Regions from separate parts of the Homo sapiens genome. Here regions 1 and 2 are each linked to region 3. A link is a loop called in an ENCODE intact Hi-C map of the cell type or tissue named here. Cell type or tissue: B cell. All regions are shown on one strand. Links, peaks and the distances in the headings refer to the core of each region. The heading gives the core; the rest is flanking DNA. Region 1 holds the start of EPN2-AS1 (EPN2 antisense RNA 1). Region 2 holds the start of LOC105371574 (a long non-coding RNA gene). Region 3 holds the start of MAPK7 (mitogen-activated protein kinase 7).

The links. A loop is a pair of places that touch in the nucleus more often than their neighbours do. Peaks named below come from ENCODE experiments on the same cell type or tissue, not always from the same donor. Only the 100,000 strongest peaks of a DNase experiment are listed, where the experiment ranks them.
Region 1: it touches region 3 in a loop (3-fold over the local background); 3 of 110 quality-filtered maps call a loop at or near these places.
Region 2: it touches region 3 in a loop (10-fold over the local background); 9 of 110 quality-filtered maps call a loop at or near these places.

What each region holds. Positions count from the first base shown.
Region 1 is chr17:19,301,521-19,311,289 of GRCh38, reverse strand. EPN2 (epsin 2) reads right to left here. Exons shown (of 11, transcript NM_014964.5): 5 at 1,293-1,405. EPN2-AS1 (EPN2 antisense RNA 1) reads left to right here and starts at 5,029. Exons shown (of 3, transcript NR_048576.1): 1 at 5,029-5,351; 2 at 7,352-7,475. RefSeq lists enhancers at 536-1,451, 1,452-2,368, 4,937-5,066, 6,895-7,094. In B cell, for the core only: no CTCF peak of the experiment used is centred there; DNase peaks (open chromatin) are centred at 4,799, 5,949, 6,979 and 8,139; H3K4me3 peaks cover 1,425 bases; H3K27ac peaks cover 541 bases; H3K27me3 peaks cover 1,805 bases.
Region 2 is chr17:19,458,288-19,468,056 of GRCh38, reverse strand. It overlaps LOC105371574 (a long non-coding RNA gene), which reads left to right and starts at 7,086. Exons shown (of 3, transcript NR_188341.1): 1 at 7,086-7,354. RefSeq lists enhancers at 4,604-5,149, 6,790-7,336, 7,337-7,883, 8,431-8,976, 8,977-9,523 and 1 more. In B cell, for the core only: no CTCF peak of the experiment used is centred there; DNase peaks (open chromatin) are centred at 4,696, 5,350 and 6,631; H3K4me3 peaks cover 633 bases; H3K27ac peaks cover 3,478 bases.
Region 3 is chr17:19,373,598-19,383,366 of GRCh38, reverse strand. It overlaps MAPK7 (mitogen-activated protein kinase 7), which reads right to left and starts at 4,869. Exons shown (of 7, transcript NM_002749.4): 1 at 4,737-4,869; 2 at 4,235-4,471; 3 at 3,420-3,585; 4 at 1,681-2,759; 5 at 901-1,586; 6 at 421-554; 7 at 1-289. The coding sequence starts at 4,466. The coding sequence ends at 136. It also overlaps a transcript of B9D1 not described here. RefSeq lists enhancers at 1-197, 198-698, 1,944-2,906, 5,244-5,473 and silencers at 4,644-4,903, 4,974-5,033, 5,744-5,793. In B cell, for the core only: no CTCF peak of the experiment used is centred there; a DNase peak (open chromatin) is centred at 5,096; H3K4me3 peaks cover 2,347 bases; H3K27ac peaks cover 1,907 bases.

The sequences.
Region 1 (9,769 bases), core at 548-8,547, 72 kb after region 3:
ATGCTACCACGCACCTTCTTCCTGGGCTGCTGGCCATGAAGCCACATGCATCCACCTGGGCAGTTACTGGTGGCCTGTTTCCCACTGCAGGGACAGAGAGGCCACAACTGAGATTGCCCACTGTCACTGAGCTTTAGAATGTTGCCAGTTATAGACACACAAACAATGCCGGGATGAACTTGTCAGTACTCAAATCTAACTATCCCCAGTATTCCTCTCTGAACACCAACTTCTAATAGAGGAGAGGAATCCCTGTGCTGCCCCTGGTCCCATCTACCTTTTTTAACCAAAGGTCATTGGAGACAGCCCTGATAACTGCAACCAAAGGCTTGACAATTTGTAAGGCCACTCTAATTGCTCCTTTCCCTTCTCGCTGTTGTAAAGTAATGCATGCTTACTAAAGAAAAATGGGGGCCAGGCACGGTGGCCCAAGACTGTACTCTCAGCACTTTGGGAGGCCGAGGTGGGCAGATCACTTGAGGTCAGAAGTTTGAGACCAGCCCGACCAACATGGTGAAACCCTGTCTCTACTAAAAATACAAAAATTAGCCGGGCATGGTGGCACGCGCCTGAAATCCCAGCTACTCGGGACGCTGAGGCACGAGAATCACTTGAACCCAGGACGCGGAGGTCTCAGGGAGCCAAGATTGCACCACTGCACTCCAGCCTGGGTGACAGAGTGAGACTCTGATTCAAAAAAAAAAAAAAAAAAAAAAAAGAAAGAAGGAGAAAGAGAGAAAGAAAAGAAAAGAGAAAAGAAAAGAAAAATGGGAACTGAAAAAAACTAAAACTATACATACTTCCATCATCAAAACACAAGCACTCTCATTTCGGGAGCATTTTTTCCCAGCCTTTGTTTTTTGCAAATCTCTTGCTACAGGTCAAAGTGCTTGGCGGGGGCTGGGCTGGCTCCTGCCCCTCAGGCCTGCATCCCTGCGCCCACCCTGCATGCCACCCTTCAAAGAGCCTGTGCAGGCTCAGCTCACTCAGGGAAAGCCCAGACACGTGTCTGCACAAGTGTTTCTGGGAAGCATTTTTAACTGGTTTCTTTCCTTGGCAATGACTTCCTAGAAAATCTTTCCTAAATGTAACTTTGCATGGGATCCCTCCCTGACTGGGAGGGACACTGGGTGACAAGAATACACACTTACGGCAGCATGAAATGCCATCTCAGCAAGCATATCTGAAATGTTTTGAAGACAGGGCTGTGTCTGCCATCTTCTTCCCAGTGAGCCACACTCCACCCTGAGCATGGGCAGTCAATGCAGTGCAGACCTGCCTGGGGCACTGACCTGCTCAGCCACTTCTCTGCTCATGGCAAGTGCCAGCTGCAGCTGAAGCTCCTCTTCTCCACTAGTCTGGGGCCGGGCTTGCTCCAGCTCGGAGGACACTCGCGGGGAGGTGGCTGTTGGGGAAGACCAAGTCATCATATGCAAAAGACAAGGCTGATACAGCTCCTGCACAGCAGTTTCCTGGGCAGACCACATTCCATTCCCATCTCAAACCCGCAAGGTCCAGCAGTAGCCCAACAATGCAGGCAGAGGAAAGGAAAGGCTTACAAATATTTGAATGTTAAAATCAAGTGACAGTCAAACGTAGCTTTCCCAACTACAGAAGTCCCCTGGTACCAACCAAGAGAAGATGCCTTTGGGTATGCAAGCCCCAGCCATCAGGCCTCACAAGGATCAGAACCTCAGTCTTCACGGCAGATCTGCAGTGCTCCAAAAAAGGAACTAACTCAAAGACCCAAAGTATAGCTCTTGAACAGATGAACCAAAGAGCATCCTTCAAACAGGTGGAGGGCATCTGGAGACCAAAGACTCCACTCCAGGCACACCAACATTCAAGAGCTGACTTTTGAGGCCAGGCGCGGTGGCTCACGCCTATAATCCTCACACTTTGGGAGGCCGAGGCGGGCGGATCACAAGGTCAAGAGATCGAGACCATCCTGGCCAACATGGTGAAACGCCATCTCTACTAAAAATACAAAAATTAGCTGGGCATGGTGGCGTGTGCCTATAATCCCAGCTAGCAGGAGAATCACTTAGAGACCCGGGATATGGAGGTTGCAGTGAGCCAAGATCTCGCCACTGCACTCCAGCCTAGTGACAGAGCGAGACTCCGTCTCAAAAAAAAAAAAAAAAAAAGAGTTGACCTTTGTCTCTCGTAGTGTTACTACGAGATCATGGAAAATGAAGCCCGCCCATTTCTGCAGTGACCCCAAACATTTTCGTTCTGTAAGCAGCTTTGTACACTGATTAGAAAGAAATGCAGATAAAAATGCAGACACTTTTGCTGTGCACTTAGCTAGTTTAAATACTTCTAAGCAGCTCCTGGAAAGACAGTTTTTATTGAATGAATGAGATGTGAACTCCTAGCTGATGTAACAAACCCCACGGGAGTCTTAACATTCACAACATAAACCATGGTGCTGGGTGCTGGGGCTTACACAGCCATCAGGATGTTTCACGATCAGGGAATCTAAATGCTTTTAGAAATTATTGTAGTTTTAGAAGTATGTGCCCACCTCTGCCCCCGTTTCAGGAAGGGTCCATAGCTTCTCTAAAACTCTCAGAACAAGACCTGCCCTCTGAGAGATTTGGAGCTACTGCTTTAGATGGTTCCTTGCCCTGTCCTCCTCCCGGGTCTCCGTGCAGGCTGTTCCCTCAGCGCACCCACCTCCTCTTTTGTAGTCAGAGCTCGGCTTCCCGGACCTGGTCCTTCCCCTCCATCCTGATGCTGTGTCAGACTCTGCACCTCTGCACCTCTCCCTTGTAGCACTCACCCCTGGCTGACAAACACCTGTTGGGTGGAGGCTTACATGCATGCACAGACAGGTGCATGCACAGGTCGACAGATGGACAACTACAGAATTCAATTTCATGGTTAACGGGTCATTTTAAAATGTTCTAATTGTGCCGGGCATGGCGGCTTATGCCTGTAATCCTAGCACTTTGGGAGGCTGAGACGGGCGGATCACCTGAGGCCAGGAGTTCTAGACAAGCCTGGCCAAAATGGTAAAACCCGGTCTCTACTAAAAACACAAAAATTAGCTGGGTGTGGTGGCGGGCGCCAGTAATCCCAACTACTTGGGAGGCTGAGGCAGGAGAATTGCTTGAACACAGAAGGCAGAGGTTGCAGTGAGCCAAGATCAAGCTACTGCACTCCAGCCTGGGCAAAAGAGCAAGACTGCATCTCAAAAAATAAATAAATGTTCTAATTGTGTATTAGTTTACTTCCTTCTTTCATTACATCTATTTTAGGAAACCTAACTAGCAGGATTCATTCACCTAGGTGTTGCTTCTGCCTTACTTTCCAATCTAAATTTGCTTCTTAGGGTTTTCCTCTTTGAGAGAAACTAAAAGGTTAGGAATAATTCCTGACAAAGGAGGCTTTCAGATAGCTGGGCCATGGCTATGGTGAATAAAACAGGGGAAGAGGCCTAAATGCAATTCAGGCCACAGACGGGATCCACAGAAGAACCAGGGGAGGTAGAAAGAGGCTGCTTCTGGGCAGAGGGCTGAGGTGGGGCCGGGCAGGAGACTGGGAACTTCTCTACCATGTGAGGTTGCCAAGCAGAGGCATCACCCTGTCATGAAATTCTTAAAAACACACAAAACATATAGCAATAAATTTACTTTGGAACGGGCCGGGCACAGTGGCTCACGCCTGTAATCCCAGCACTTCGGGATGCCGAGGCAGGCAGATCACGAGGTCAGGAGATCGAGACCATTCTAGCTACGAGGTCAGGAGATTGAGACCATCCTAGCTAACATGATGAAACCTCATCTCTACTAAAAATACAAAATAAATTAGCCGGGCATGGTGGTGGGCACCCATAATCCCAGCTACTCAGGAGGCTGAGGTAGGAAAATGGCATGAACCCAAGAGGCAGAGCTTGCAGTGAGCTGAGATCGCGCCACTGCACTCCAGCCTGGGTGACAGAGCGAGACTCCATCTCCAAAAAAAAAAGAAAGTTGCAGCTATAAAAACATAAATGTATTTTTCTAAATAAAATCAAGTCAAATCCCATCCTAGTGTTATCACTCAATTATATTTCCCAAAGTATCTCTTCAGAAATAAAGCTAGAGGGTAAAGAAAAGTCCTCAATCCACCTTAACAACTTGATTTCTTAATAATACACCAAAACAAAAAGTATATTTTTTTGTTCGTTTTGTTCCTAAACTTCACCTATGCCAATCAGAACTCTCAAGTTTGGGCTTTCCTATGTTCAAAAAGATGTCACCATCCACATGGAAGAGAATAAAGGAAGCCAGACAGTTCCTGGGGACTCTTCTCAAGTGAACAGGGCACTCACACCCAAATCATTAACCACTCCAGCCACCTGTTCCCAGCCTCTTTCCTGATAAGGAATCTCTGAGGCTTGGTTCACAAAACCCTTGCTATAAAGCAAATATTGCACTTACGACATCCTTCATTTACTACCAAATGGAAACCACAAATGAATCAAGTAGAAGGCTCATATCCCACCCCACCCCAAAAAAAGTGCTCTGGAAAACAAGCCCCATCCTGGCAGGGAAGCTGGTACTGAGTTGCACAGCTACAGTGCCTGATACAGCCAGGTTGGAGGGGGAGAGTGGGCACGGGGCTCTGAACTGGACCTGCTGGAGAAGTGAGGCCTCCTTTGTCCTCTGAGCTTTCTAGCACATCTGCAAGGCCAGAATAGCTTCAAATGCAAATGTACATGTTTACGTCTACCATAACTGACACTGTTAGAATAACGCACAGCTGGCACATACTGGCTCACCACATCATAGCTCGTCACATCAATGTAGAAATTAAAGACAATGGGTATTCCCCTGAATGTTGTGGTTTTCATAAACGGATGTACAGCTTTCAGTTCTGCAGATGGCAGAATTCTTGGCCACCAACCATTGAACATCAGCTGAGCTACACACAACGGGACTGAGCTTCGAGGGAGGATTCCAGCAGAGATATTCTTGCCTTGGTGACAGCAACTCAGCTCCACAAAGGGCCTCTTGTGCCCATGCACATGACAGTGAACACAGACGTCGTTGTGAGACAGGCCTGAATGGGCCCTTCTGACCACCTGAGCCTGGCCTTGGCTCTGCTCTGAGGATCTGAAGGTTCAGAGCTCACAGGGACCAAGGGAAAAAGCAAGTGCTGGGGGATGTGCCACTCTCTCATTGTTGCAGGTTGCTTTCCCAGACACTCACTGGAAGGAAGAACGGGAATTGTTAGTTTAAGCTCATCACTAAAGTCGCATCAAATGCACGGACCTTCTCCCAGGAAGGCGGCCTTTTGCATTATGAACCCCACTGGAAGAGCTCCAAGTCTTCACTTGCTGTGGTCAAGAACTGTAACCACAGGTAGGCCTTATTTCTATCCTTTCCAGTCTGTCACACCAGCTGAGAAAAAGCCTAAGGGGGAGAGGCTGAGTAGGAAGGCTAGAAAAGCCCAACATTTCCCTCAAAATACAATCTAAAAAGAAGACCAAGAAAACTCTCCCAACTCAGGCAGACAAGGGTCTCTCCCACTCGAGTCCACCCTGTCTGCTCCAGGGACTGCCCGGCAGAGCCTGGGTGCCTGTACTCTGTGCTGGGGGAGAGACACCCTTTCCCAAATGCGCTCCTAAAACAAAGGGTGAAAGATTTTTTAATAAAGATGCTTCAGTGGGCCACTTTCAGGTAACTGTGAAAGAAGGCAATCGAGTTGGTAGAAAAACAGGAAATTGATTCTTATCAGCTACATTTTGCAATTTTCCTAGAAAGTATGGAAGCAGCATCTGCCAGTCACATAGTGCTGATTAAAAAGCCTCCTCTAATCTGCATGGATAGGTCAAACAGAAAGAAAGTGGCAAGTACAAAAAACACAAATGTAGGCTAGGCATGGTGGCTCATGCTTGTAATGATGTCACAGCACTTTGGGAGACCGAAGGGGGTGGATCACTTGAGGCCAGGAGTTCGAGATCAGCCTGGCCAACGAGGGCAAAACCCTGTCTCTACTAAACATACAAAATTTAGCTGGGTGTGGTGGCACGTGCCTGTAGTCCCAGCTACCCAGGAGGCTGAGGCATGAAAATCACTTGAACTAAGCAGGTGGAGGTTGCAGCGAGCCAAGATCATACCACTGCACTCCAGCCTGGGCAACAGAGCAAGACTGTCTCAAAAAAAAAAAAAAAAAAAAAAAACCAAAGTATATTTTTACATTTTACAGCACATGGGACAGGATTCTACCATCAAATGGCTCTGTGCAGTGGGCAGCATGACTGCACTGGTACGTGAGCGTCACAGACCCTGTGGAGAAGGCAGGGTGAGGTCCTGGTTTTCCTATGTCCCTGGGCCTGGTGTGGCAATGCTGGGTACACAGGCATGTCTGACAACTCAGAAAAAATGAAAGGTTGCCAGGCCTTGGGGGCGTGAGAAGACCCCATGTGGGCCCAAGCACTGCTACCACCTCTCACACCCTGTGCATGTCAGCCAAGGGAAGACCAGATAGTGGAAAGAGCACTGGACGGACAAATCTTGTCCCCACCGCTGACAAGCAGTGGGAGTCCATGTGATAGCCTGACCTCTTTGAGCTTCTGCTCCCACATCAGTGAAATGAAGACAGTGGGGCCTGTGGGAGGAGGTAAACAACTGACCTACCAAGGGGTCAGGAGTGCTGGGATGCAGTTGGCTCTTCCCTGTGGATTCCAGCCCTGTCCTGAGCTGGTGCTCTTTCCTCCATCCATGGGGACCAGACCACCTGAGGGCTAAGCTCCTTCAGACACCCCACCCTCCACGTCACACACAGAAAGCGTGGCCCTTCCCAGGCCTCCGAGGAACAGGCCTGGGGTTGCTTTCTGCTGGGCTGACCTACTTCGAGGGAGGGGCTAGGGAGCCAGCACTGAGCACAGGGTCAGCGTCCACTGTCCAGTGGCCAGTTCTCTAGTTCAGCTAAGTTCCTTCCTTGTTACTGAACAGCAGTGAAACGCTTCCTCAATGTGGTGACATCATCCTGTGGTTCCAGGGGCCACTTCCTGAATCAGCAATGACCTTGGCTACTGAGGACGTTCCTGCCACTTCTCAACACAGGAGAGCCTCCAAGGCCCTTACTTTACCTCCTCGCAGGGAGATGCTGGGAAGGCTGCTTTTAGTCTAACGAGGCAAATTATAAAAAAGTTAAGTTCAGATTACACCAGGTTATTTATTTATTTATTTTTTGAGACGGAGTCTCACTCTGTCACCTAGACTGGAGTGCAATGGAGTGGTCTCAGATCACTTCAACCTCCACCTCCCGAGTTCAAGCGATTCTCCTGCCTCAGCCTCCTGAGTAGCTGGGACTACAGGCACGCACCACCACATCCAGCTAATTTTTGTATTTTTAGGAGAGACGGGATTTCACTATGTTGGCCAGGCTGGTCTTGAACTCCTAACCTCGTGATCTGCCTGCCTCGGCCTCCCAAACTGCTGGGATTACAGGCGTGAGCCACCCCACCCGGACTACACCAGGTAATATTTAACAGGAACATATATATATATGTGATGCAAAAGACAAAAAGGTGTATAATGAAAAATGCAATGAAGCATGACCACAGCCAGATCACTGTCCAGCCACAAGGTGGATGTGACTTTACAACACAGGGACAAACCACAAAGTTATTTTGTGCTGTGGCCAACGCTGGCACTATCGGTGGTGGGAGGGCTGCCTGTCAGGTGACGTCATACCCCCATCTATGACAGTCCCAGCAAAACGCTGATGTGCACAGAATCCAGACTCTAGCCGTGATTCCGGTTCTCAGGAAGCTCAGGGTGAGGGCCAGGCTGAGCATGGTGAGAGGCAGCAGACAGATCCAGGCCAGGGACAGACATCCCGAAGGAAGGCTGGCCCGGAGAAATGGAGAACGTGCTGCCATGACACAGACTGCAGGGACAGGATGGCCAGACTCAGCCTGGGGTCCTGGGGTGGACTCACATTAGGCTGATCAGCAGCAAGACACTTTCAGACAACTTGAAAAATGTGACCATGACCTCAGCGTGAGATGATGCTGCTAATTTCCCATTTTGTGAGGTGTGTGACTGTGTGTGTGACAGTGGCTGTGTGACTCTCCAGGAAGAGATGTGTACTGAAGCATTTAGGGGAGTAATGTGAGGATACCCACAACTTATTCTTAAATATTTCAGCATAAAAGGAAGTGAGAGCTACTCCTCTCATCCTGCCCCACTGCTCTCCCCAGAGGAAACAGCTGTTCACATTTTCTTGTGCTTCCACCCAGGAAAGCGACTGAACGCACACTCTGTGTGTGGATGCCTGTAGTGCGCTTCCGTCTCTGACACTCGCCCAGAGGGAACTCTTCCTCCCTGCCCTATGTGCTTCTCCCACCTGGGCCTGACCCCAGGCCGAGTGTCATCAGCCTGAGAGAGCAGCCCAGTGTGGCAGACGAGAGCACGGGCCCTCAAGTCCATGCCTGGGCTCAGATCTGGGCTCTGCCACTTCTTAATGCATGACCTTGGCCTAGGTCAGCTGTCCCCAACCTTTCTGGCACCAGACACTGGTTTAGTGGAAGACAATTTTTCCACGGCCAGGGGTGGGGTCGGGGATGGTTTCAGGATGATTCAAGCACATTACATTTATTGTGCACTTTATTTCTATTATTATTACATTGTAATATAGAATGAAATAATTCTACAACTCACCATAATATAGAATCAGTGGGAGCCCTGAGCTTGTTTCCTTGCAACTACACAGTTCCATCTGGGGGTGATGGGAAACACTGACCATCAGGCATTAGATTCTCATAAGGAGCATACAACCTAGATCCCTCACATGTGCAGTTCACAATAAGGTTTGCGCTCCTATGAGAATCTAATGCCACTGCTGATTTGACAGGAGGTGGAGCTCAGACAGTAATGCAAGTGATGGGGAGCGGCTATAAATACAGATGAAGCTTTGGGTCTGTGGCCCGGAGGTTGGGGACCCCTGGCCTAGGTGATTACCTTCTCAGTGCCTGTTTTCTCATCTGCAGAATGGGGACGGGAAACCGTCTCCCAGGGTTGTTGTGGGGAACGAACAAGAAGCGATGTGAAAATCACCCACTGCCTGTGCAACACTGTCTCTCGAGGAACCCTCCATCCATAAGGGGGTGCTGCCCCACTTACAGTCCAGGCTGAGGCCTAGGGGTGCAGTGACTGTCCCAAGGCCACCCAGCTGGGGCAGGTGGAGTCTGACCCTGAAGGTCTGGCTCTTCATTACCAACCCTTCCCACTGATGAGGACACCGGGGCCCAGAGAGGGTAAATGGCTGCGGCTCACAGCCGCCCAGGGGCAGGATGAGAACTCAGAGCCAAGACTCAGGACCTATGCCCCACGCTTGCTCCTAGCACCCTAAAGGGGCTTTGCACCCTCAGTCAGTTACATGCGCACACCCACACCAAGCAGGGCCTCCTCTAGGCCTGAGGAAAGTCCCTGTTCCCATGAGCTTGTGTTCTAGTAAGGAGAGACCATAAACAAATCTAAAAAGGAGGGACAGGGCAGGGCAGGGTGGGGAAGAGGAGAGCTTGCTCAGCTATGCTCTGACAGGAGGCGATGGCACAGAGCCCTGGAAGGAACGGCAAAAGGGCAGGGGCACTTCTGTTCTGAGAGCAGGGGACAGGCTCTGAGGCTAGTGTCAGCAGAGGCACCCAAGGGCACATGACCAAAGAGTGGTGGGGGTTCAGAAGCCGTCAGAGGTGCTTTGGAGAGTCTTAAGTGGGGCAGTGATGCCACTTGACTGGTCTAGGGAACTTGGGCCAGAAAAGTAGCTATGA
Region 2 (9,769 bases), core at 510-8,509, 85 kb before region 3:
CACCTGAGTTCAAGACCAGCCTGGCCAACATGGTGAAACCTCATCTCTACAAAAAATACAAAAATTAGCCAGGCGTGGTGGTGCATGTCTATAATTCCAGCTACTTGGGAGGCTGAGGCTGGAGAATACTCGGGAGATGGAGGTTGTAGTGGGCTGAGATCATGCCACTGCACTCCAGCCTGGGTGATAGAGTGAGACTCTGTTTCAAAAAAAAAAAAGTAGGCCAGGTGCGGTGGCTCACACCTGTAACCCCAGCACTTTGGGAGGCCAAGGCGGGTGGATCACGAGGTCAGGAGTTCGAGACCAGCCTGGCCAACATGGTGAAACCCCGTCTCTACTAAAAGTACAAAAATTAGCTGGGTGTGGTGGCGCACGCCTGTAATCCCAGGTACTCAGGAGGCCAAGGCAGGAGAATAGCTTGAACCCAGGAGGCGGAGGTTGCAGTGAGCCGTGATCCTGCCACTGCACTCCAGCCTGGGCTACAGAGTGAGACTCTGTCTCAAAAAAAAAAAAAAAAATGATGCACAATATATTGCCAGGCTCAACAATCCACAGCCACTCCAGGGGATCCCCAGAGCCCCAGGCCACCCGTGGTGTGGGCTTTAGCAACTTTGACCCGCACTCTGCTCTGGTGCCCTCTCCTGGTCAGACCCTTCTGCTCAGGGCATCATGCACGGCTGGGGGGCCTCAGCCCTAGAGGAGCAGTTCAGAGATTAACCCACTTCAGTGTAGAAGCTCCCCCACCTCCCAACAGAGGCACTATGTCTCTTGGTGGAAAAACAAATTTCACTGTCATTTTCTTCCAGCCCTCTCCAACCCACAGCCTAACTTGGTCTCCAGTTAAATGACTGTCTTCTGGAAGCCTGTACATAGTTTAAGATGGGTCTCTGCAGATACACTCCCAATTCCTTGGACTTTCTGCTCATTGGCAGTGAAGCTCTGGGAAGGCAGAGGAGAGGTGAGCAGTGCCTACAGGAAACCCTGCCAGGAGTTCCACAGGCTGGCTGGCTCTGCAGCTCCTCTGCACCCCAGATCATCCCAGGGCCAGGTAACAGACAACTTGGGACACTCTACACCGCAGAGCCTGCGGAAATTATTCAAACTAACCAACCCTAAGCCTACTCACCTTGCCTTGCCCATTCCTTCCAGAGAAAACCCAATAAAGCCTTTTATCCACGCCTTCCCCTCGCTCCTGCCTTCTGGCCAACCTCAATGCTTCTCTGCATGGCCCTGCATGGGGTGGCGTGCTCCCTCCTCTTGAGAACTGTAACTTTTTTTTTTCTTTTTTTTTTTGTGGTGGGGTCCTCACAGTCTCACTCTGTCACCCAGGCTGGAGTGCAGTGGCACAATCACAGTTCACTGCAGCCTCCACCTCCTGGTGCAAGTGATCCTTCTGCCTCAGCCTCCTGAGTAGCTGGGACTACAGGCACGTGCTACCACGCCTGGCTAATTTTTGTATTTTTGTAGACAGAGGGTTTTGCCATGTTGCCCAGGTTGGTCTTAAACTTCTGGGCTGTCTCAGCCTCCCAAAGTGCTGGGGGTGAGCTACCATGCCTGGCCAAGTAATTAGCTTTCTTTTCTTTTCCTTTTTGAGATGGAGTTTTGCTCTTTTGCCCAGGCTGGAGTGAAGTGGTACAATCTCAGCTTACCCCAACCTCCTCCATCCCCCGGGGTTCAAGTGAGTCTCCTGCCTCAGTTTCTCGAGTAGCTGGGATTACGGGCACCCACCACCAAGTCAGGCTAATTTTTGTATTTTCAGTAGAGACAGGGTTTTGCCATGTTGGCCAGGCTGGTCTCAAACTCATGACCTCAGGTGATCCACCCACCTTGGCCTCCCAAAGTGCTGGGATTACAGGCATGAGCCACCGTGCTCAAGTAACTAGTTTTCAATGGCAAATGTCTCCAGATCTGTAAGCCTTGCCATATCTGTATAAAAAGCAACTACCAGGTACATTTTAAAACACTGATCATCATGGCATCCTTGGAGCTGTGTTCTGGGAGAGGAGTATGCAGGAGCCCTCCTGGAGCTCACTTGGAGGGGGGCCTCTGGGCCAAGTGACTGGAGCAAGCAGAGGGGAAAGACACCCCTCTTCACTTTACCCATCATGGATGGTTAACCTCAGAGACCATTAGGCCCAGAATGAGCCCCAGAGTGACCTTAATCCCCTTCATTTGCACATGGGGTTAATGAGACTCAGAAGGGAAGGGAGACACCAACTGCAGAGACAAAGTGACCATTTGGGCTGCAAACCTGCCGTGTTGACTCTGATTAGCTCCAGTCCCAGGAATGCCTCCTGATTCCTACACTTAATCAGGAACACCATGGAACACTGGTGTTCCATGAAAGGGCCTGGACTTAATTTCCTGTCCTTAGTGTGAGAACGTGTCAACCCTGATGTTATCACACAAATTCTAGGCTATGATGCACAGCATTCCTGCCTGCTCTGGATTGCTGCCATTGTCTCTGTAGAGCAATGCACACTTTCTCCATGGTGTACAAGCCCTGGGTCTGGGAGTGTGGACACCTGTCTTGCTGTCACCCAAGACCATGCTTCTGCCTTAAATTCCCCAAATAAACCACCCTTTGCTGACACACTGGATGTGTGTGCCTTGTTCTTTGGTTTCTCAGCTCCTTCTGCGTTTGGGGCTGCTTTGCGTATGTGGCCCTTTCACAGAGCACCAGTGTTCACACAGCACATGGGAAATATGATCTCATTGCTCTCCTTGCCACCCCCCCCCCACTTTTTTTTTGAGATGAAGTCTCGCTCTGTCACCCAGGCTGGAGTGCAGTGGCGTGATCTCAGCTCACTGAAACCTCCGCCTCCCAGGTTCAAGCAATCCTGCCTCAGCCTCCCAATAGCTGGGATTAGAGAGATGCACCACCACCCCCAGCTAATTTTTGTATTTTAGTAGAAATGGGGTTTTGCCATGTTGGCCAGGCTGGTCTTGAACTCCTGACCTCAGGTGATCCACCCGCCTTGGCCTCCCAAAGTGCTGGGATTACAGGCATGAGCCACTGCAACCAGCCTCATTGCCCCTTTCTGACCTGCTCATAGCCTAAGCCCAGGCTAAAAGTGAAACAGGAAAACCAGTCCCCATTCTTCACCCCACAGAAGCCTGGGAGCTAATCCTGATGTTGTAAATGGGATATGGGGAACCTGAGGTGATGGGGAGAGAGTGTTGAACAAGCCTGACTCTGTCCAAGCCAGGCACAGGACCAAAGGACCTGAGTCGCTGACGTCAGAGAGTGCTTTACTGGGCTTCTCAGTCTTGTGTGACCCTGGGCAGGTTTTTCGTCTGGTCCTTTAGGCTCCGAATAAATGATGGCAAAAACTTGGTCTCCAAATTCTATGATGACTTCACCAGAAGATTCGTATAAGGATGTTCATAGCAGCTTCATTCATAGTATCCCCAAACTGGAAATATCCCAGGATTCCACCAATAGCAGAATGAAAAGCAATCTGTGGTCAGGCACACAATGGAACACTGCTCAGCAATAAAAGCACCGCTGGCACACACAGCCTCACGCTGCACAAAAAGAACATAGTTCCCAACGGAGAACATATTGTATGAGCCCATGAATAGGAGGTTCCAGAATAGGCAAAACTTACCCAGAGTGGGAGAAAAGCAGAACAGTGGTGGTCTTTGTGGGGACAGAAGCCTTACCCAGGCAGGAGCAGAGTCGCAGAGCACAGGAGCCATGGATATGGTCCCAGTGAGGATGCACTGCTGGCTGCATGTGCCTGGCCAGGGTGTTCATATCACTGGGGGGGACAGGCTTTGTGCTGGCTGCTCCCCGATGAGTAAATTAACATGTGGACTCACTTAGGTGGAGAAAATGTACTCAGTGAGGCTGTGAGTGCCAAGCGTGTCTTTCCCCTCTCCTGCAAATCCAAACTTACTCATTAGGGCTCTGAGTTTTTGTTCCTAGGCTTTATTTACATTTTCTTCTCCGGCTTGTGCCACGTGCAGTGAACACGTGTCACATTGCAGTTTTCTACAGGGTTCCTCCTTGGAGGTTTTCTTTTTTCTTTTTTTTTTGAGATGGAGTTTGGCTCTTGTGGCCCAGGCTGGAGTGCAATGGCATGATCTCGGCTCACCACAACCTCCACCTCCCGGGTTCAAGTGATTCTCCTGCCTCAACCTCCCGAGTAGCAGGGATTACAGGCATGCGCCACCACGCTTGGTTAATTTTTGTATTTTTAGTAGAGACAGGTTTTCACCATGTTGACCAGGCTGGTCTCAAACTCCCAACCTCAGGTGATCCACCTGCCTCAGCCTCCCAAAGTGCTGGGATTACAGGCATGAGCCACCACACCCAGCGGAGGTTTCCTCTTCCTACTCAGGTGTTCAGTACACAATGCTCTGTCCCACACCCTGGCTTCTATTCCCCTGTTGCCCAGGTGTCCTGAGGCTCTCTGGATGTGTTAGGTCATTCTTGCATTTCTATAAAGGAATACCTGAGGCTGGGCAATTTATTGGATTGGTGCAAACATAATTGCAGTTTTTGCTACTTTTTCTTAATGCAAAAGCTGCAAATTACTTTTGCACCAACCTAATATAAAGAAAAGAGGTTTAAGTGGCTCACGGTTCTGCAGGCTGTACAGGAAGCAGGGCACCAGCATTTGCTCAGCTTCTGGGGAGGTGTCAGAGCTTTTACTTGTGGTGGAAGGGGAAGTGAGAGCAGCATGTCACATGGGGAAAGCAGAAGCAGAGAAAGCATTGCACCAGTGAAGCTGCACACTTAAACAACCAGACCTCAGCAGAACTCACTATCACGAGGACAGCACCAAGCCACGAAGAATCTGCTCCCACGATCCAAGCACCTCCCTCCAAGCCCCACCTCCAACATTGGGGATTACATCTCAACGTGAGGTTTGGGCAGGGACAAACATCCAAACTCTATCATTCTGCCCCTGGCCCCTCCAAATCTTATATTCTTCTCACATTGCAAAATACAATCATGCCTTCCCAATAGTCTCCCAAAGTCTTTTTTTTTTTTAGACAGTGCCTCACTCTGTTGCCCAGGCCGGAGTGCAGTGGCACTATCTTGGCTCACTGCAACCTCTGCCTCCTGGGTTCAAGTGATTCTCATGCCTCAGCAATCCGAGTAGCTGGGATTACAGGCATGCGCCACCGTGTCTGGCTAATTTTTGTATTTTTAGTAGATGCGGGGTATCACCATGTTGGTCAGGCTGGTCTGACCAACTGGCTTCAAGTGATCCACCTGTCTTGGCCTCCCGAAGTGCTGGGATTACAGGCATGAGCCACCATGCCTGGCCCCAATAGTCTCCCAAAGTCTTAACTCATTCCAGCATTAACACAAAGTCCCATGTCCAGGTCCAGAGTTTCATCTGAGACTCATTTCCTTCCTCCATCTATAAGCCTGTAAAATCAAAACAAGTTATTTACTTCTAAGATACAATGGGGAAGTGGGCATTGGGTAAACATTCCTGTTCCAAAAGGGAGAAATTGGCCAAAAGGAAAGGGCTACAGGCTCCAATTAAGTCAGAAACTCAGTAGGGCAGTCATTAAATCTTAAAGCTCCAGGCTGGGCATGGTGGATCATGCCTGTAATCCTAGCACTTTGAGAGGCCGAGGCAGGTGGATCACTTGAGCTTGAGAGTTTGAGACCAGCCTGGACAGCATAGCTAAACTTCATCTCTACATATATATACACACACACATATATATAATATTATATATATAATATATCATATAATATTAATATTATATATTATATATAAACATACACACACATATATTATACATATTATATATAATGTATAAACATACACATATATATTATATATATAAACATACATATATATATATAATCTGGGTATGGTGGTGTGCACCTGTGGTCCCAGCTACTCAGAAGGCTGAGGTGGGAGGATCGTTCGAGCCTGGGAGGTGGAGGTTGCAGTAAGCCAAGATCACACCATTGCACTCCAGCCTGGACAACAGAACAAGACCCTGTCTCAAAATAACAAAAAACAAAAACAAAACAAAAAAAACTTAAACTCTAAAAGAATCTCCTTTGACTCCATGTCCCACATCCAGGGACACTGGCATGAGGTCTGGACTCCCAAGGCTTTGGGCAGCTCCGCCCCTGTGGCTTTGCAAGGTTCAGCTCCCGTCGCTCCTGTCACAGTTTTCTGGGCACAAGGGTACAAGCTGCCAGTGGCTCTACCATTCCAGGGCCTGGAGGACATTAGCCCCCCTTCCCAGAGCTCCACTAAACAGTGCACCAGTGGGGATTTTGTGTGTGGGGCCTCCAACCCCACATTTCCACTATTCCACCTCTTCGGAGGTTTTCTCTTTCTACTCAGGTGTTTGCCACATGGTGCTCTGTCCCACACACTAGTTTCTATTCGCTTGTTGGCCAAAGGTCCTGAGGCTTTCTGGTTGTGTTAGGCCATTCTTGCATTGCTATAAAGGAATACCTGAGGCTGGGCAATACTGTGCTAGTAGAGGTTCTCTCTGAGGGCTCCAGCCCTGCTGTAGGTTTCTGCTTGGGCACCCAGGCTTTCTCATACATCCTCTGAAATCTAGGGGGAAGCTGCCAAGCCTCATTCACTGTTGTACTCTGCCAGCCTACAAGCTTAACACCACATGGAAGCCACCAAGGCTTATGGCTTGCACCCTCTGTGGCTGTGGCCCAAGCTGTCCCTAGGGCCCTTTGAGCCATGGCTGGAGCTGGAGCCTCCCTAAGTGGCACAGGGCACACTTCAGGCTGGGCCCATAAAACCATTCTTTCTTTCTAGGCCTCTGCACCTGTGATGGGAGGAGCTTCCTTAAAGGTCTGTGAAATGCCTTTGAGGCCCTTTTCCCATTGTCTTGGCTGTTAATTAGCACTTGGCTCCCTTTCAGTTATGCAAATTTCTCTAGCAAATGATTATTCTGCAGCCTGCTTTAATTCTTCCCCTGATAGTGCTTTTACTTTTTCTGCCACATGCTCAAGCTGCAAAATTTCCAAACTTTTATGCTCTGCTTCCCTTTTGAATATAAATTTTAAATATAAGTCACAATGGGCCATCTGTGACATCATGCTGGGGCTGCTTGCCCACTTGGCTCCCTCTAGGGAAGTACTCCCAGCTGCCCACAGTCATCCTTCTCCATCCCACTGACCTTCCACCCGTGACCAATCAGGAGATGTTTCCAGTTTATTGGTGAATTTATTAGGGCTCAGAGAGGATGACCTATCCAAGGTCCCACTGCCAACTGAATGTAGGACAAGTCTCTGAACCCAGTGTGCCCCTGCCAGAAAGTAGCAGGGATCACAGAAGTCCAGCAGAGGTCTGCCGCCTTGGACCCCGCCTCTTACACATTGAGTGTGGTTTCTGCAGTGATGGTAAATAAGCCTCGAGCCCTTAATTCCTTAATTTGTTCACTAACTCTATATTTTCCATAAATGTGGCAAACATTTCTCTCAGTTGATCTTTTGTGAGTCTTCATTACAGTGGATTTTTATCTTTGATTTTTCTATTTCTCAGTTTTGACTTTCATTTTGGCAGCAAATAATTATTTTTATTGAGTCCCATTTAGGGTGACTTTTATTAAAGGAAAAATAGAAAGTGATGATCTTATCCCACAGGGCGTTGTTTCCCACAGAATTTATAGCTGGCTGTGTCATGTTAAAAATGAAAATAAGGATAGGCACGGTGGCTCACACCTGTAATCCCAGCACTTTGGGAGGCTGAGGCAGGCAGATCGCTTGAGCCCAGGAGTGTGAGACCAGCCTGGGCCACATGGGGAGACCCTGTCTCTACAAAAGATACAAAAATTAGCCAGGCATGGCAGCACACACCTGCAGTTCCAGCTACTTGGGAGGCTGAGGTGGGAGGTTTGCTTGAGGCCAGGAGGTCAAGGCTGCAGTGTTCACACCACTGCACTCCAGCCTGGGTGACAGAGTGAGACTTTGTCTCAAAAAAGAGATAAATTTTTAAAAATTAAGGTTGTGGGAAGAACACTTCCTTAAATAATACCCTTTAATGCCTATGTTCATAAAGGAATCTGTGTATGGCAGGAAAGAGACAGAGTGACAACACAGAGGTTTACAGGCTCTTTCTGTAAGTGTTGCTCACCATAAATGACCCACCCAAAGCTCATCCAGCTCCTTCTTCTCCACAATTGATCTGAAGTCACCAGGAAGGAAAATGAGCCAAAGTGCATAATGGCTACACCCTAAGAGGGGTTATCAAGTTTCTTTGGCACTGGACTACTTGAATTTGAGCCCCTACTTGTCACTGGCCATCATTTGTGGGCTGAGGGCATGTCTTAGATTCCCACACTCTACATGCAAAGAGGAAGGCAATGGAGCCCAACTCACAGAGGTTCTGTGAGTTTCATGTGGGGACAATAAAATCACTCAGAACAATATGTTGACAAAAAGAGTCAAACTCTGTAAGATATTTGAAGAGATTTATTCTGAGCCAAATATGAGTGACCATGGCCCATGACACAGCCCTCAGGAGGTCCTGAGAACATGTGTCCAAAGTGGCTGGGGTGCAGAAGCCTGGTTTTATACATTTTAGAGATGCATGAGACATCAATCAAATACATTTGAGAAATACATTTGTTTGGTCCAGAAACGGAGGACAATTTGAAGGGGGGTGGGGTTCCAGGCTATAGGTAAATTTAAACATTTTCTGGTTGACAATTGGTTGAGTTTGTCTAAAGACCTGGGATTAATAGAAAGGAAATGTTTAGGTTAAGATAAAAGATTGTGGAGACCAAGGTTCTTTTGATGTCTCATAGTGGCTGCCCTTAGAGACAATAGATGACAAATGTTTCCCATTCTGACCTTTAAAAAGCTGGTAGACTCTCAGCTAATCTCTTCAGAACTGGGAGGGCCTGAAACAAAAAGATCTAGCTATGTTAATAGAGATTCTTTACAGATGCAAATTTCTCCCCCACAAAGGATGGCTTTGCAGGGCCATTTCAAGGTATGGCAAATAAACTTGTTTGGGGGTAAAATATTTTGATTTTCTGTTTTGTCATGTGATGTTATGCCAGAGTCAGATTGGAAAGTAAGTCACGATATATAGGGTTAAATAAAACTCATCTGATGAGAATTTATGGTTTGTAGAGCATGACTCTCCAGACCCTTTAGATAGGAATTTGGGCAAGATAAGAAAAAAATCAGAGCTTAGTCCTCAAATACCTGTGCTCTGTGTTAGCTTTTTAAACATCGATTACATTTTTTAATACAACCCTGAGAGTGGGTCTTAGAGGCACAATTTGCCAAACAAAAGCCCCCTCGCTCTATTCCTTTTGCCCCAGTTCCTCATATGGAGGTGCCATTTGTGGCGTTCACTCATGTTTGTGTCAGGCCTCTGAGCTCAAGCTAAGCCATCATATCCCCTGTGACCTGCACGTATACATCCAGATGGCCTGAAGTAACTGAAGAATCACAAAAGAGATGAAAATGACCTGTTCCCGCCTTAACTGATGACATTACCTTGCGAAATTCCTTCTCCTGGCTCATCCTGGCTCAAAAGCTCCCCCACTGAGCACCTTGTGACCCCCACCCCTGCCAGCCAGAGAACAACCCCCTTTGACTAATTTTCCTTTACCTACCCAAATCCTATAAAACGGCCCCACCCCTATCTCCCTTTGCTGACTCTCTTTTCGGACTCAGCCCGACTGCACCCAGGTGATTAAAAGCTTTATTGCTCACATAAAGCCTGTTTGGTGGGCTCTTCACAAGGACGCGAGTAAAAGTTTGTCCATCTTCCTCTTTTTAGTGGTGAGGACCCACTTGAAA
Region 3 (9,769 bases), core at 611-8,610:
GGTGGGTCTGAGATGAACCTGCAGAATAATCCAAGCCGAGCCTCACCTGCTGGGTCCAGGGCTAAAGCCTTTGAGAATGCTCCCATGGATCCTGGAACTAGGTCTACTGTGGCAGCAAGGCACAGGCTGGGGGCCTCAGGGGTCCTGGAGGTCAGGCAGGTCAGCCAGCAGCATTGGGGAGTCCATCTGGATCTCACGCTGCAGGGACTCAATATCGGCAGGGTTCATGCCATGGCCTTCGAGCCAGTCAGCAAGCAGGGAGGCTGAGAGAGAGGCTGAATCTGCCTGGCTGCAGGGGAAGGAAAGGGAGGGGTGCTATTAGCCTAGGCTGGACCCTCACCCATCCCACAGGTGCATGTCTCCTGCACCAGGAACCTCTCCCCACAGTCCCAGTCTAGGAGCTCAGTCCAGCCACCTTACCCATCCTGTGGCCCATCAGCCACGCCCATGTCGAAAGACTGGTTTAAGAATTCCTCCAGGTCAAAGCCAACACCGTAGCCAGCCCCACTGCCCTTTGGTGTGCCTGAGAACACAGGGGGCAGGGGGTCCTCCACCTGCAGGGAATGACAGGTTACAATGCAGACAGACTGAGGTCTGTAGGCCACCCTGTCCCAATGCTGCTGACTACTCCGCCTGGATATCTGGGAGTGCTAACACCAGTCTCGGCAGTCAGTGAGTGCTGGCTGGCCCCATCTCTGGGCTAGGCACTTTGCAGGCCATATTTAACTTGTCTCCTAACAACCTCTTCATTGCCATTATGCTCCTTCTGTGAGCAAGAGGACACGTTCAGAGATAAAGCCCCATCTGCTGCTCAGTTTTTGTGGAACACTGACCGCTTCCTGAACCCATTTTCCTTTGGCCCAGACCCAGGTGTCCCCATGGCCTGGGCCTCCCTCTCACCTGTGACTTAGATAGCTGCTGGGTCACAAGGTTGACATCAGGTGACTCTGACATGGAAGACTGAGGGGCTCCCCCGGCGTCTGGGGGCGGCAGGCCAGGTGGGAAGTAAGGCAAAACTCCTGGGGTGCTGGAGCCAGGCAGCCCAGGGGGTGGCACAAGTGACTGGGCAGCCAGGAGGCTGGTGGAGGTGGCAATCTGGGGTGGCGCGGGGACAGGGATGGGCCCAGGAGGGCCAGTGGGGTGGGGTGCAGGGCCAGGGGGTGGGCAGGCAGGCTGGGGTACAGGGCCAGAGGTAGAGCCCGCAGATTGTGGTTGCGGGCCAGTGGGCTGGGCTACAGGGCCAGGAGGAGGACTGGTAGGTTGGACTGGGGTTGGGGTTGGCGTTGGCGCTGGGGCAGGGGCCGGCACAGAGGTGAGGGCTGGGGCTGCGGGCCGGGCCATTCGAGTCCAGCGTTCCAACAGGCTTCTGTCATTGTCACTGAGCACTAGTCCAGCCAAGGGGTCAGTGGAGGGGCCCCCAGAGGCCCCAGCCCCCCGTTCCTTTCGCTCCCGCTCCTGCCGCCGTTTCTCCCGCTCCTTGGCTCGTTCTTGCCGCCTCCGCCGCTTCTCCTCCCGCTCCCGCTGGCGCTCCTGGGCTGTCACCGGCTTCCGAGGCTCAGGAGCCTCCAGGGGTGCGCTGGGGCCATCTGCGGGGAAGTTGGGCAGGGGAGAAGGTAAAAGCCTGAAGCCTTGTCCAAGTCCAAGTCTCCCCTCTGCCCACCCGACCTGCCCACAAGGCACCTCTGAGCCGGCTCCTCAAAGACTTGAGCAGGGCAGCTTTAAGGGCAGCCTTAGTATTGTCTGAGATGGCACCATCTTTCTTTGGTGGGGCAGGCTCACTGACTGGTGGAGGTGGCTGCAGGGTCAGATCAATGGTGTCAGGTGCAGGGCCGGGGCATGGTGGCGGGGCTGGTGGTGGAGACTCCATGGCACAGTCCCCACTGGGAGCCCAGGGACTGGGCATTTCAACATCTGGACAGCCAGGCTCACTAGCCACAGGCTGTAGAGAAGGCTGGAAGCGGATCTGTTGGCGGATGCCCTCACGCCTTGCATGGAAGTCCTCAATTTCAGCCACAATGGCCTCCTTAATGCGCTCCCGAGTGAGGGCTTCGCGGTCAAAGGCAAAGTCAAAGGGCGGGGCACAGTCAGGCTCATCATCAGGATCATGGTACTTGGCCAGGAAAGGGTGGCGAAGGGCAGCAGCTGCTGAGATGCGAGCGCTGGGCTCAAAACGCAGCATGCGACCCAGCAGTGATAGGGCCTGGCGGTCGGCACCTGGGTACACTGTCTCCCAGGGCACAGGCTGGCGTGGTGGCAAGCTCTGGATATAGGCCCGCACCCTCTCAGCCCCCACAGCCTGAATCACGGCTGGTGATGGGGTACCCAGCACCATCATGATGAGCTGTAGCTGGTGTACATAGTTTTTGCCTGGGAAGAGCTGGCGCCGGGCCAGCATCTCACCAAAGATGCAGCCCACAGACCAGAGGTCAATAGCCTGTGTATACTCATGCAAAGAGAGCATGAGCTCGGGCGCACGGTACCAGCGCGTGGCCACATACTCAGTCATGAAGTACTGATGTTCAGCGGGCGAGGTGCACAGGCCACGAGCCATACCAAAGTCACCAATCTTGAGCTCACAGTTCTCATTCACCAATAGGTTGGAGGGCTTCAGGTCACGGTGGATGACCTGAGCCGAGTGCATGTACTTCAGGCCCCGCAGCAGTTGGTACAGGAAGTAGCGCACGTGTTCCAGTGTGAGGGGCTGTGAGGAGTGGATGATCTGGTGCAGGTCGCTTTCCATCAGGTCCAGGACCACGTAGCTGGAAGGGGAAGGAAGGAGAGAAGCATGGGTTGGCCTGATCACACTCCAGGGACAAGCCCCATCCTCACCACACCCTTCCGATTCCAGACAGGTAACAGCCTTACCCTGGGACCCCATAGGGGCTGACGGCATGGTATGGAAGAAGAGCATCACGTTTTAGATTCTCTACGACTTTTCCATGAACTTGGTTAAATCACTTTTGTCTCCAGACCTAGTTTCCCCATCAGATAAAAGATGGGGTTGGACTACACCAGGGCTGGCCAATAGGTTTCCTTTTGGGGCTATCTCCATTGTTTGGTAGTGGCAGCTTGAAGAACTATGATGAAAATTGACCAGGCTTGTCCACTGTCTGTAGGAAAGTGTTCTGTGATTGATTAGTGAAGTCTGCTATGGGAATAGGAGGGTGTGGTCATAGTAGGAATGTCCTACATTTGACATCCTATATACTAAGATTCTATAAAACTGTAAAATCATCTGTACACTTCTTGAGGAATAACAGTTGTCCCTGGCAAAACTCTAAAGAACTGGTCCTAGAACTGCGGGAATTTTCCCAGCCTGCTTCAGATTAGATTCAGCTGCCTTTCCAGAACTTCGGCAACATGGTTGCAGCCTTCAGAAAAGTCCCAAGTCTGGCTCCCTCTCCCATCCCGCTTCTTACACAGATTTGAATTCGCCATAGGGCACGGTGGGCCTCAGGATGTCCTTGATGGCGATGATGTTGTCGTGTTTAAAGTGCTTGAGGATCTTCAGCTCCCTGAGGGTCCGCTTGGCATTGGTCACCACATCGAAAGCATTAGGGATCTTCTTGATGGCCACCTGCTGGCCTGAGGAGCAGGGAAAAGGGACATACCAGAGGATACCTTGGAGAAACTGCAGAGTCGACTCAGCCCCTATCAACACCTCCCTTCTAGGATGCAAATGACAACAGCTACCAAGTATTGGGTACCTACTATGTGCCAAGCCCTGTGCTAAGCATGTTACCTACATTATTAAATGTTACCTTCACAACTCCCCTGCGGGGCAGGTCCCAATAGGTCAACGTTAAAGAGAAGGAAATATGGCTTAGTAACTTGTTGGAGGTTGCACGGATGCCCAGTGGTGTAGCTCAGCCTCTTATGCCTACACCCTCTCCATCTCAGACCTCACCCATCCCACCACCAGTTCCTTATGCCAGTGTCTGGCTCCAGAACACATTTCTCTCTTAGACACGAAGGACTGGCTCTCCATTCTGGTCTAACTGGGACTATCATTTTCCTAAGGAGGAAGTAGGCAGGCAGGATGGCAAAACCACCAGGCCGGAGTTTCAGAGAACCGAGCCTCCCCGGAGCCTGGCAGGCAGAAGGCCCTGGTCAGTGTGTGTTGACTGGAGCCAGAACTCGCACCCCGCTTTCCTTCCCGGCTGTCTGGGACAGGCCGGTTTCCCACTCCCTGCGACGCTGCCACATCTGGGAGGCGACGGCTCAGGAAGCTCACCGGTGAGGCGGCGGCGGGCGGAGGACACCACTCCATAGGCCCCGTTGCCTATGGTCTCGATGATCTCGTACTCGTCGCCCACGTCAAAGGTCACATCGAAGGAGCGGGCTTTAAGCAGGGCCAGGTTCTTGGCCGCTACAGAGGCAGCGGTGTGGGCGGGTTCGGCCTTCACGGGCCCGGGGGGCTCCGCAGAGCCGTCCTCGCCGTCTTCCTCCTTCAGAGGCTCGGCCATGGTGTCTGTGTGGAGACTCGGGTGAGGAGAGGACCACCTACCGTGGGCCTCAGTGTCCCCTCTGCGGGCTGGGGAGCAGGACCAGGGAACTTCCCAGTTTCCTAAACCGACAAGGGCAGAAGCGCGCGGCTGGTTCGTGGCAGACTAGCTACCCCAGGGGTCCGGGCCCAGAGCCGGGGGCCCGCCAGGGTCGGGGGAGGGGTAGGCGAGGCGCGGGCCAGGAAGAAAGGGAGGGGCGGGGCACCTGGGTTTCCTCAGGGCCGCACTCACCCCCGCGCCTCCTCAAGGCTTTCAGAGGTCCCGAGGCTCGCCGGCCTCCCGTCCCCAGCGCGGGGGTCTCCGAGGGTGGCTCACTTACTTGTTCAAAGGCCGCAGCCACCACCTCAGCGTCTTGAGCTGCCCTGTCCGTCCCCCTCCGCCCCGCCTCCCAAGGCCACGCTCCCTCCAGCTCCTGGCCAATCGCTGAGCTACTGCTGCGGAGGGTCCTGCCCCTTCTACCTACTGCGTCCAATCCTAGCCCACCGGCCGAGAAAGCCACGCCTGGCGCGCGCCGCTGTCCAGCTCGCCGGCGGGAGCCGCCCAAAGGGTGCCCGGCACTTCGCAGGGGTGTGCTCCCCGCCCTGCACCGCCTTCAAACGCATGCGCACTGGCAGTCGGGCGCCAAGTGAATGGAAGGCAACGCCCCTGCACGTAGCGCGCGCGTCCCCATGAAGCTCTCAACCTCATCCGGCCAATCACAGCTAGTCCCGTGAGCTCGGGGAACTGCCCGGCCTGAGATGCCCAGGTCTGGGACTGTTACCTTGGCTACTGGCTCCCGAAGTCCCCTTCCGCCCAGGGAATTGTGTCCGCCATTTGCTTGGTCCCAGGAGCTCTGGGAATGTGTCATCCCCGGTAGAGGGTGCCCGTCACGGCCAACCACAGAGATCCCGGTCCTCCGGGATTCTAGAGCGTCCGGCCGAACCCTCCACTGACTTCCGGTGGCTGAGCCTCTCCGCAGCTTCCGGCCAAGTTGGACTGCAGCTCGCGGTTTCCTGGCTTCTAGGTATCTTCCCTCCGCTCGTTTGTCTGTCCCGCGATTCCCGTGCTTTGGGCTGCAGCGGAGTTAACCGAGGCGGCCGCCCAACCTCTGCTCCTCTGCGGAGCCCGCGGGTGGGCGGAGCCCTCGCTGGAACCGAGCTGTCCCGACCCACCCCAAAATCCGATAGTTTATTCGTTCATTCATGTAGCAAATGTTTATGGAGCACCGCCCCTCTAAGGCTCAGTGCCGGGAGGCGAAGGTGGACATGGTGGATACTGTGAGCTGGAAGGAAAGGTTTTCTAAAGGGAGCTCGAGGTAGGGCCGAAAAGAAGTGAAGAATTTTGGTTTCACTCCTAGGCGGCTTCTAGAAAAAAGCAATATGTATGCATATTCGTACCTACCTCCCCTTTGGTGTACAAAAATGTAGCATATTATGCTCTTTTCCTGAAGATCATTCCATATCAATAACTGGAGGGGTCCCTCACTTTTAAACAACTTTTAATAACATACCATAAAACTCATCCTTTTATAGTGTACAATTCAGTGTTTTTTGGTATATTCACAGTTGAGCAGCCATCATCACTACCTAATTTTAGGTAGAGTGGTTTATGGAACATTTTCATCGCCCCTAAAAGAAACCTATGTGAACCAAGTATCTGAGACAAGTCTCAAGTCAATTTAGAAAGTTTATTTTGCCAATGTTAAGGACATGGTGGTGACAGCCTCAGGAGGTCCTACAACATGTGCCCAAGATGGTCGGGGCATAGTCAGCCTTTATACATTTCAGGAAGACATAATACATAAGTCAATACATGCAAGATTGACATTGATTTGATGTGCTTATTGGCCATTTGTCTCCTTTGGGGAAATGTCTGTTCAATGTCTATTCTGGAAGGGCGGGACAACTCAAAGGGGAGGGGCTTCCAAGTCACAGGTAGATTTAAACATATCCTGATTGGCAGTTGGTTACAAGAGTTATTATCTATAGAAAGGAATATCTGGGTTATGATAAGGGGTTGTGGAGACCTAGGGTTTTTTGGTTGTTTATTTTATTTTATTTTATTTTATTTTATTTTATTTTATTTTATTTTATTTGAAGAGTGAGTCTCACTCTGTTGCCCAGGCTGGAGTGCAGTGGTGCGATCTCGGCTCACTGCAACCTCCCCCTCCTGGTCTCCTGCCTCAGCCTCCCGAATAGCTGGGATCACAGGCATGAGCCATCAAGCCCGGCTTTTTTTTTTTTTTTTTTTTTTTTTTTGTATTTTAGTAGAGATGGGGTTTCACCCTGTTGGCCTGGCTGGTCTCGAACTCCTGACCTCAAGTCATCCACGCCCCCCTGCTCCCGGCCTCCCAAAGTGCTGGGATTACAGGCGTGAGCCACTGCACCTGGCCAGGAGACCTAGGTTTTATTATGCAGTTGAAGCCTCCCAGTAGCAGGCTATAGAGAGAATAGACAAATATTTCTTATCAGACTTAAGGTCAGTGTTGATGTTAATGTTGGAGGGGTATAATAAGGCATGTCCAACTCTCACCTCCCATCGTGGCCTGAACCAGTCTTTCAGGTTAAATTTTAGGGTGTGCTGGCCAAGGAGGGAGTCCATTCAGATGGTTGCAAAGGGCCTTCTAATTTTATTTTTGGTTTATACCCATTAACGGTCACTCCTCATTCCTCTTTCACCAGAGCCCTTGCAACCACTGAACTACTTTCTGTCTCTATGGACTTGCGTATTGTGGATGCTCTATACTAATGGAATCACACACTGTGTAGTCTTTTGTGTTTGGCTTATTTCACTTAGCATAAAGTTCATGTTGTCATATTAGCACTAATTTTTATGGCCAAATATATTGCATTGTTTAGATATACCATATTTTGTTTATCCATCAGTTTATGAACATTTGGGTTGTTTCAACTTTTTGGCTATTATGATAATGCTTCTGAGAACATTTGTTTACAAGTTTTTTTGTGGACATGTTTTCCTTTCTCTTGGGAGTGGGATTGCTGGGTCACATGGTAAACTATTAACTTCTTGAGAAAGTGCCAAGCTGTTTTCTCCAGCAGTTGCACCATTTTACAAATTCACCAGCAATATTTAAGAGTTCCGATTTCTCCACATCCTCACCAACACCTCTTTTCTTTTTCTGATACTGAGTCTCACTCTATCGCCCAGGCTGGAGTGCACTGGCACGATCTCGGCTCACTGCAACATCTGCACCCCAGGTTCAAGCAATTCTTCTCCCTCAGCTTCCCGAGTAGTTGGGATTACAGGTCCCCACCACCATGTCCAGCTAATTTTTATATTTTTATTAGAGATGGTCAGGCTGGTTTCGAACTCCTGACCTCAAGTGATCCACCTGCCTCAGCCTCCCAAAGTGCTGGGATTACAGGCATGAGCCACAGTACCCAGCCTTATTATTATTATTATTTTTTAATTATAGCCATCCTAGTGGGTGTGAAGTGATACGTCATTGTAGTTTTGATTTGCATTTCCCTAATGACTAAGGATGTTTTCACGGTTTATTGGCCATTTGTCTCCTTTGGGGAAATGTCTGTTCAATATCTATTCAAATCCTTTGACCTTTTTTTTTTTTCTTTTTGAGACAGGGTTTCACTCCAGCCCAGGCTAGAGTGCGGTGGTAGGATCTCAGCTCACTGCAGCCTCCGCCTCCCAAGCTCAAGTGATTCTCCTGCCTCAGCCTCTCAAGTAGCTAGGACTACAGGCACACATCATTGCACTCAGCTAATTTTTGTATTTTTAGCAGAGACAGGGTCTCACTGTGTTGGCCAGGCTAGTCTTGAACTCCTGAGCTCAAGTGATCGGCCTACGTCAGCCTCCCAAAGTGCTGGGATTACAGGCATGAGCCACCGCATCAGCCCTCTGTCCATTTTTAATTGGATTATTTGCCTTTTTATTGTTGAGCTGTCAGAGTTCTTTATATATTCTAAACAAAAGTCCCTTATCAGATGATTTACAGATACAGATATTACCTTATTAGATGATTTACAGATATTTACTTCCCATGATTTACAGATATTTACTTCCATTTCTCAGATCGTCTTTTCACTTTCTTGATAACATCCTCTGTTCCACAAAAGTTTTTAATTTTGATGAAGTCCAGTTATCTGTTTTGTCTTTTGTCACTTGTGCTATTGTCATATCTAAAAAAAAAGCACTCATTTTTACAGCTGCATGATATTCCTTTACGAATATAACCTATTTAACCAAGACCCCCTAGATAGACATTTAGATGAGTTCAGTTTTTTCACTATTGCAAACAATGCTGCAATAAATTTTCTTGAACACATCATTTTGCACACAGCAAGTGTATATGCAGGAAGAATACCAGAAGTGGGAGTGTCAAGTTAAAGAGTATTGTTCTTACAATTTTAGTAGCTAATGTCAAATTTCTATCCTTAGAGATTATACTGATTTAGACACCCACCAGTGGTATGAGAGAATGACTCACACGGTGCTTTTTAAAAGCTTGGAATTATTTGCCTGTCAAAAATGGGGAGATTTGCCATAAGAATCCTGATTTTTGCTTTCTTTTGGGAAATCAGATCAGCATTTCTACGTAGCCATCGAACTGTGACCCCGCCATTGAAAGAACATGTGCTCTCTAATTCACCACAGTCCCTGCCACTCCCTGACAGCCTCCCCAGCACAGGCCGAGGGTCAGATGCTACTTATCATTGTGCTTTCACAACTGTTTTCTACATCTTATTAAAAGCAGGAAAACAAAAGAGGCTGAGATGACATGTGTTTCAGGAAAAGAAAGACCAAGTATATCTTTTTGTGGGAACAAAGACAATCTCATGTGTTATATACAGATACTCCACTCACTTGGCTCACGTTTCCTGCATGGCCACAGTGGGCATTTGAGTTCAAGATTTCTGGTTTAGGTTACCAAAAGCCCCTGAACTAATGTAAATGTCTACCTAGGATTTTTGAGTAGACAAATGCCCTTCAGAGCTGCCTTCCTGAAAGGTATTTCTGGCAGACATCATGGAGGGTGTACTTGAAGGCAGAGCATGCCTTGATTAAAAGACAGACGTGGGATTGGGTGCGGTGACTCACGCCTGTAATCCCAGCACTCTAGGAGGCTGAGGCTGGGGGATCACCTGAGGTCAAGAGTTTGAGACCAGCCTGGCCAACATGATGAAACCCTGTCTCTACTAAAAATACAAAAATTAGGCTGGGCGCGGTGTCTCAATCCTGGCACTTTGGGAGTCCGCGGCAGGTGGATCACCTGAGGTCAGGGGTTTGAGACCAGCCTGACTAACATG